Regions from separate parts of the Homo sapiens genome. Here region 1 is linked to region 2. The links are chromatin contacts, found by Hi-C or POLR2A ChIA-PET in ENCODE. All regions are on one chromosome and are shown on one strand. Each heading gives the region's core, a stretch centred on a gene start or an enhancer-like site at or near the end of the contact. The rest is flanking DNA. Distances are from core to core; before and after follow the strand shown.

Region 1 (2,700 bases), core at 10-2,509, 150 kb after region 2:
TTGCTACTGAGGCCAGGCTGATAGGAGCTCAGGAGGGCGCGGGAGTCCTGGGAGAGGAGGCAAGGCCCACGGTGGGCTTGGCACCCTCACAGACACGCGGGGCTGGCCCCCCTGCTCACCCTCTGGGCTTTGTCTCCGAGCCTTTTGCTCCCAGGCAACACTGAGCTGAGCTGAGGGGTGCCATGGAGCGGCTCTGATTGGAGGCTTGAGGCCCTGTGGCTGGGTCGGGTGGAGGCTGCTGGGTCTGTTTCCTAGTCTTTTGTTTTTGGACAGTTGATGGGCAAGAAGAGCTGCAGTAAAAGTAAATCTCCTTTAATAAGCGTCTGTATGAAGAGTGCGCGATCAGTTCCGTTACCTGCCCTGCACCCTGGGGAGAGGACCAGGGATGGGAACCCCTGGCAGCTGCTGCCAGTCCTGGAGGCTCAGCCCGGCGTGCCACTGCTGCTACAGAAACCAGGTCATTTGTGCACAGCCCGGAAGGCAGCGGCGCGAGTTCCCGGGTGTGGTCACCGCTCTGGGTGGTGCGCTTGTCAATGCCCCTTTTGATGCCCTTGAATAGCCTGAAGATGAAGGGGACCGGGGGAGGGTTGCAAGCGCCATGGCCTATGCAGGCTGCGGCCTCTGGCCATTCGGAGGGAAGGCCCCAGGGAGCCACCTGAGTGGAGCTCAGAACACTGGATTCGCGCGAAGGGGAGGTGTCTGGGCGTGCGGCCCCAGCCCCGCCACCTTCCTGGGCCCTGTGGTCCCACCCTCCGGACTACCAAGGCACAGCTGTGTCGCACGTTCCGCCCGGTGCCTGGGACGGGCTCAGCCGCCAGGGGGCGCCGCCGCCCCGAGAGCCTCACGCCCCGCCCCCAGGCTCAAACTCTTCCCCCTCCCCACTCTGGCTCCGCCCCCGGTCTCCTCTTTTGCTCTGGCCCCGCCCACCTCCCCTCCGGCCTCGGCCCCGCCCCCAATCCCCCATAGCTCTGCGACTAAGAAACCACAGGCTGAAGGCGACTGCAGGGTCCTGCCCCTTGCCCAGCCTCAGGACTATGGAGGGGGCGAGTGACGCGCAAGGAACGGAGCAGGGGACACCGTGCGGGCTCAGGAGCTCCCCAGATGCCCGAGCCGAACCGCGGGGTCCTCACCGCCAGGTTCCAGCCCAGGAAGCGCTCGCCTGCCCCACAGCCTGGGCCTTGGGTCGCGTTCCGAGCTCCAGGACGGCTGGTGTCCCCCGCGGCCTGCGATGACAGCCCAGGGCCGCTGAGCCGGGGCCGCAGGAAAGGCTGGCGCTGGCAGGCGCTTCCGTCGGCAGCACTGTGTTTGTGTTTCCACGTGGAAACAGCAGCGCACGTGTACAACTGTGCATACCAAGGCGTGCGTGCCAGTGCGCGGGTCTCGGGATCACTTCCCAGTGCGGTGCACGACCCCGCCTGCAGCAGTGGGTGTGGGGGCGCTGCTGGGCTCATCCCGAAGCTCAGAGAGCGTGGGGCTGCCCCTAGGCTCGGAATGAGTCTCCCACTGAGTCCGCAGCTCCCCTCCTGCCCTGGGGCGGGGCTTCCCTGACCTGAAGGCGTCGGGGGTGTCCTGGCTCCCAGCTCCCAGGCACTCGTGGGGCCACCGCCCAGGCCAGCTGGTGCTAAGTCCGCAGCCTGTGCAGCAGCGCCCGGCTTAGGACTGGGAGTGTGACTTGAAGGGCCGTCCCGCTCATCCAAGGGACAAGGAGGAGCTCATGGCCACAGGGCCTCGGAGGGCATGACCCCAGCCCAGGGAGGAGCAACCTTCAGGTGGCCTCCAGGAGGCAGCTGGGAAAAGGGCAAAGCTCACCAGCTCTCAACTTTTTTTTTAAATAAACTGAAATTTTAGAATAGTTTTTCAGATTTACAGAAAAGATGATAAACCTTAGAAACATTATATGCTAAGTGAAAGTGAGAAGTGACAGCCTGCTGGCAGTCCTCACAGCCCTCGCTCGCTCTTGGCGCCTCCTCTGCCTGGGCTCCCACTTTGGCAGCACTTGAGGAGCCCTTCAGCCCGCCACTGCACTGTGGGAGCCCCTTTCAGGGCTGGCCAAGGCCGGAGCCGGCTCCCTCAGCTTGCGGGGAGGTGTGGAGGGAGAGGCGCGGTGGGAACCAGGGCTGCACGCGGTGCTTGCGGGCCAGCGCGAGTTCCGGGTGGGCGTGGGCTCTGTGGGCCCCGCACTCGGAGCCGCCGGCTAGCCCCGCCAGCCTGGGCAGTGAGGGGCTTAGCACCTGGACCAGCAGCTGCTGTGCTCGATTTCTCACTGGGCCTTAGCTGCCTTCCTGCGGGGCAGGGCTGGGGACCTGCAGCCCGCCATGCCTGAGCCTCCCCCCTCCCCTCCGTGGGTTCCTGCGCAGTCCGAGCCTCCCCAACGAGTGTTGCCACCTGCTCAGGGCACCCAGTCCCATCGACCACCCAAGGGCTGAGGAGTGCCTTTGGAGCAGGGCACGGGACTGGCAGGCAGCTCTACCTGCAGCCCCTGTGCAGGATCCACTGGGTGAAAGCCAGCTGGGCTCCTGAGTCTGGTGGGGACTTGGAGAACCTTTATGTCTAGCTAAGGGATTGTAAATAAACCAATTGGCACTCTGTATCTAGCTCAAGGTTTGTAAACACACCAATCAGCACCTTGTGTCTAGCTCAGGGTTTGTGAATGCACCAATAGACACTCTGTATCTAGCTACTCTGGTGGGGACTTGGAAA
Region 2 (2,700 bases), core at 45-2,544:
ACAGCAGGGTGACCACAGTCAGCACTAATTTGCTGTACATTTTAGAATAACCAAGAGAGTGCAATTGGAATGTTCATCACACAGAAATGATGAATGCTGGGGGTGATGGAAACCCCATTTACCCTAATGTAATTATAATACAAAGATCTCATGTGTCCCATAAATCTATACACCTACTATGTACCCATAAAAATTAACAATTAAAAATTTTTAAATTAAAAATATAGGTCAGGCAAGGTGGCTCACATCTGTAATCCCAAAACTTTGGGAGGCTAAGGTGAGAAGATCGCTTAAGCCCAGGTGTTCAAGACCAGCCTGGGCAACATAGCAAGACCTAATCTCTGCCAAAAATAGAAAAAAACATAGCCAGGCACGGTGGCTTACGCCTATAATCCCAGCACTTTGGGAGGCCGAGGCAGGCAGATCACCTGAGGTCAGAAGTTCGAGATTAGCCTGGCCAACATGGTGAAACCCCGTCTCTACTAAAAATACAAAAAAATTAGCTGGGCGTGTTAGTGCACGCCTGTAATCCTAGCTCCTCAGGAGGCTGAGGCAGGAGAATCGCTTGAACCCGTGAGGCAGAGGCTGCAGTCAGCCGAGATCGTACCACTGCACTCCAGCCTGGGCAACAAAGCAAGACTGCGTCTCAAAAAAGAAAAAAAAAATTAGCTGGGTGTGGTGATGCCTGCCTGTGGTCTCAGCTATTTGGGAGGCTGAGGTAGGAGGAACGCCTGAGTCCGGGAGGTGGAGACTGCAGTGAGCTGTAATGCCACCATTGCACTCCAGCCTGGGCAACAGAACAAGACCCTGTCTGAAAAATAAAAGTAAAAATTTTAAATTAGAGATATATAGATATACACAACATAAACTGCACTCCACCCATTTTAAGGCTAAATCGTACTGCATGGTATGCTCCTCCCTAGGACTGATGTGTCTCGAGGGGGCCTCTTAGCTGCTGGGTGCAGCTGCCCAAGGGGGCACTGCGGGGCCCGATGCCGCCCTCCATCCAGGTCACCACTGCACCTCCACGACCACCCACAGAGGCCCCACTTTGCAGGCGAGAGCCCGGGCTCAGAGGCCAGTGGCCGGCCTGCGCAAGGACACGCAGCAGGTGAACCCTCCGCAAGGCGAGGAGCAGGGCTGGGAAGGGCGAGGGCGCCTCTCCGCGCCCCTCCCCTGCCCGGCCACAGAGCCCGGCCCCGCCCCGGGCCCTGCTCGCGGCCCGCCCTGCGCCGCCACTGCGCAAGCGCAGGAGGAGCAGCGTGGCGCAACCTTAAGGCGCATGCGCGGCCGGCGCAGACTTGCGGAAGGCTCCGTTCCCCTCGCGTGAATCCGCCGATCCGGGCTTTGGGGCCCGCCGGGAGCTCTGTTTATAAACACACGGCGCGGCTGCCGGCGAGGGGTAACCCTAAGGGGAGTGGGGTCGGAGGTCAGAGGTCAGCGGGCGCGGGGTCGCCGGCTGTGAGACCGGCCCCGCCACCCTCGGGGACTGCTGGCTGCGCAGCGTGGCCAGCCGGACCGCCCTACTGCGCACCGGGGCTGCCGGGGCGCCACGTGGTGCGCACGTGGTCCGGCCCCGGCGCGGCAGCTCCCCTCCCCCACCACGCGAGCCTGGCCGCAGCGCCCGCTGGCGGCGCGGCGTTGCACATTGCGCGTGCGCACAACTCGCCGCGAGGCGCCTTCCGGTGGCGCGGCGGGGTCGGTTGCCTCCTCGCGACGGCTGCGCCGGGATGTTCCGGGGCGGTGGGGTCGCCTGCCCAATGTCGGGTGCGCGAGTGACGGGTGGAAGCTGGATTTGTGCGCGTTCTTCAATGCTCCAAAGGGAGGAGGGAGCCTCCGAGAGTCCACGTGGGGCCGGTGGGATTCGCAGGGTCCGTTTTCTAAACATTGGGTGTCCTCGAACCTGGGGGCGCGGGCTGTGTCCGCCCCCAGCAGGGATGACCATGCCTGGGTCAGTGGCTGCATAAATAAATAAACGAATGGGGAGGAAATTGATAAAATATTAAAAGAGTGTTGTTTCAGAGTTTTTACTATGTCACCTCTTACAGATTTATGAGAGTTTGTTGTTTTTTGGAGAAGAGGGGTCTCCCTATGTTACCCAGGCTGGTCTCAAACTCCTGGGCTCAATCCATCCGTCCGCCTCAGCCTCCTGAAGTGCTAGGATTACAGGCGTGAGCCATGGTGCCCGGCCTGTTGATGAGATTCTACGTGAAATATATTGGGCGTTACCTAAGCACTCAGTCAGTGGTAGTTCTTATAGTTGTTGCTTAAAAACAGAAAGAAATGTCATACCGTGTTCTAAAAGGATTTGAGAAAGGTTTGCAAAGACTAAAAAGCAAGTGGCAGGGAAAAATAACATACGCAAACTTCCTCCTGACTTTTTCTGCCATTTTATAGCAAAGGCTCAGAATTGCATTGCCATTGTCGGTTGTTTCGGTAAAATTAGTGTTCCTCAAGTTATCTACTCCAGGGACATTTTTTTTTTCTTGAGACAGGGTCTTACTCTGTTGCCCAGGCTCGAGTGCAGTGGCACAGCCATGACTCACTGCAGCCTCAGCCTCCGGGGTCAAGTGATTCTCCTGCTTCAGTCTCCCGAGTAGCCGGGATTACAGGCGCGAGCCTCCATGCCCAGCTAATTTTTGTATTAATGTACTTTATAGGAGACAGGGTTTTGCCATGTTACCCAGGCTGGTTTCGAAC

What was found. A loop is a pair of places that touch in the nucleus more often than their neighbours do. ChIA-PET counts read pairs that join two places held with the same protein, here RNA polymerase II (POLR2A). Pooled maps may share reads with other maps.
Region 1: a pooled map shows a loop between it and region 2 (9-fold over the local background). The contact joins two enhancer-like sites. A Hi-C loop is called at or near these places in 9 of 50 pooled maps. POLR2A ChIA-PET finds 5 or more read pairs at or near these places in 6 of 52 experiments (CD4-positive, alpha-beta T cell, CD4-positive, alpha-beta memory T cell, T-cell and 3 more).

What each region holds. Positions count from the first base shown.
Region 1 is chr7:4,791,437-4,794,136 of GRCh38, forward strand. AP5Z1 (adaptor related protein complex 5 subunit zeta 1) reads left to right here. Exons shown (of 17, transcript NM_014855.3): 17 at 1-2,700. Among named protein-coding and RNA genes, the nearest start is that of MIR4656, 4.1 kb to the left of the region's middle. RefSeq lists a silencer at 798-917 and enhancers at 1,308-1,387, 1,492-2,166. Within about 2 kb of position 1,260, at least 10 of the 41 ENCODE cell types and tissues checked have a DNase peak (open chromatin) inside an H3K27ac peak, as active enhancers do.
Region 2 is chr7:4,640,562-4,643,261 of GRCh38, forward strand. No RefSeq gene overlaps it. Among named protein-coding and RNA genes, the nearest start is that of FOXK1, 40 kb to the right of the region's middle. RefSeq lists silencers at 1,059-1,258, 1,359-1,748. Within about 2 kb of position 1,295, at least 36 of the 41 ENCODE cell types and tissues checked have a DNase peak (open chromatin) inside an H3K27ac peak, as active enhancers do.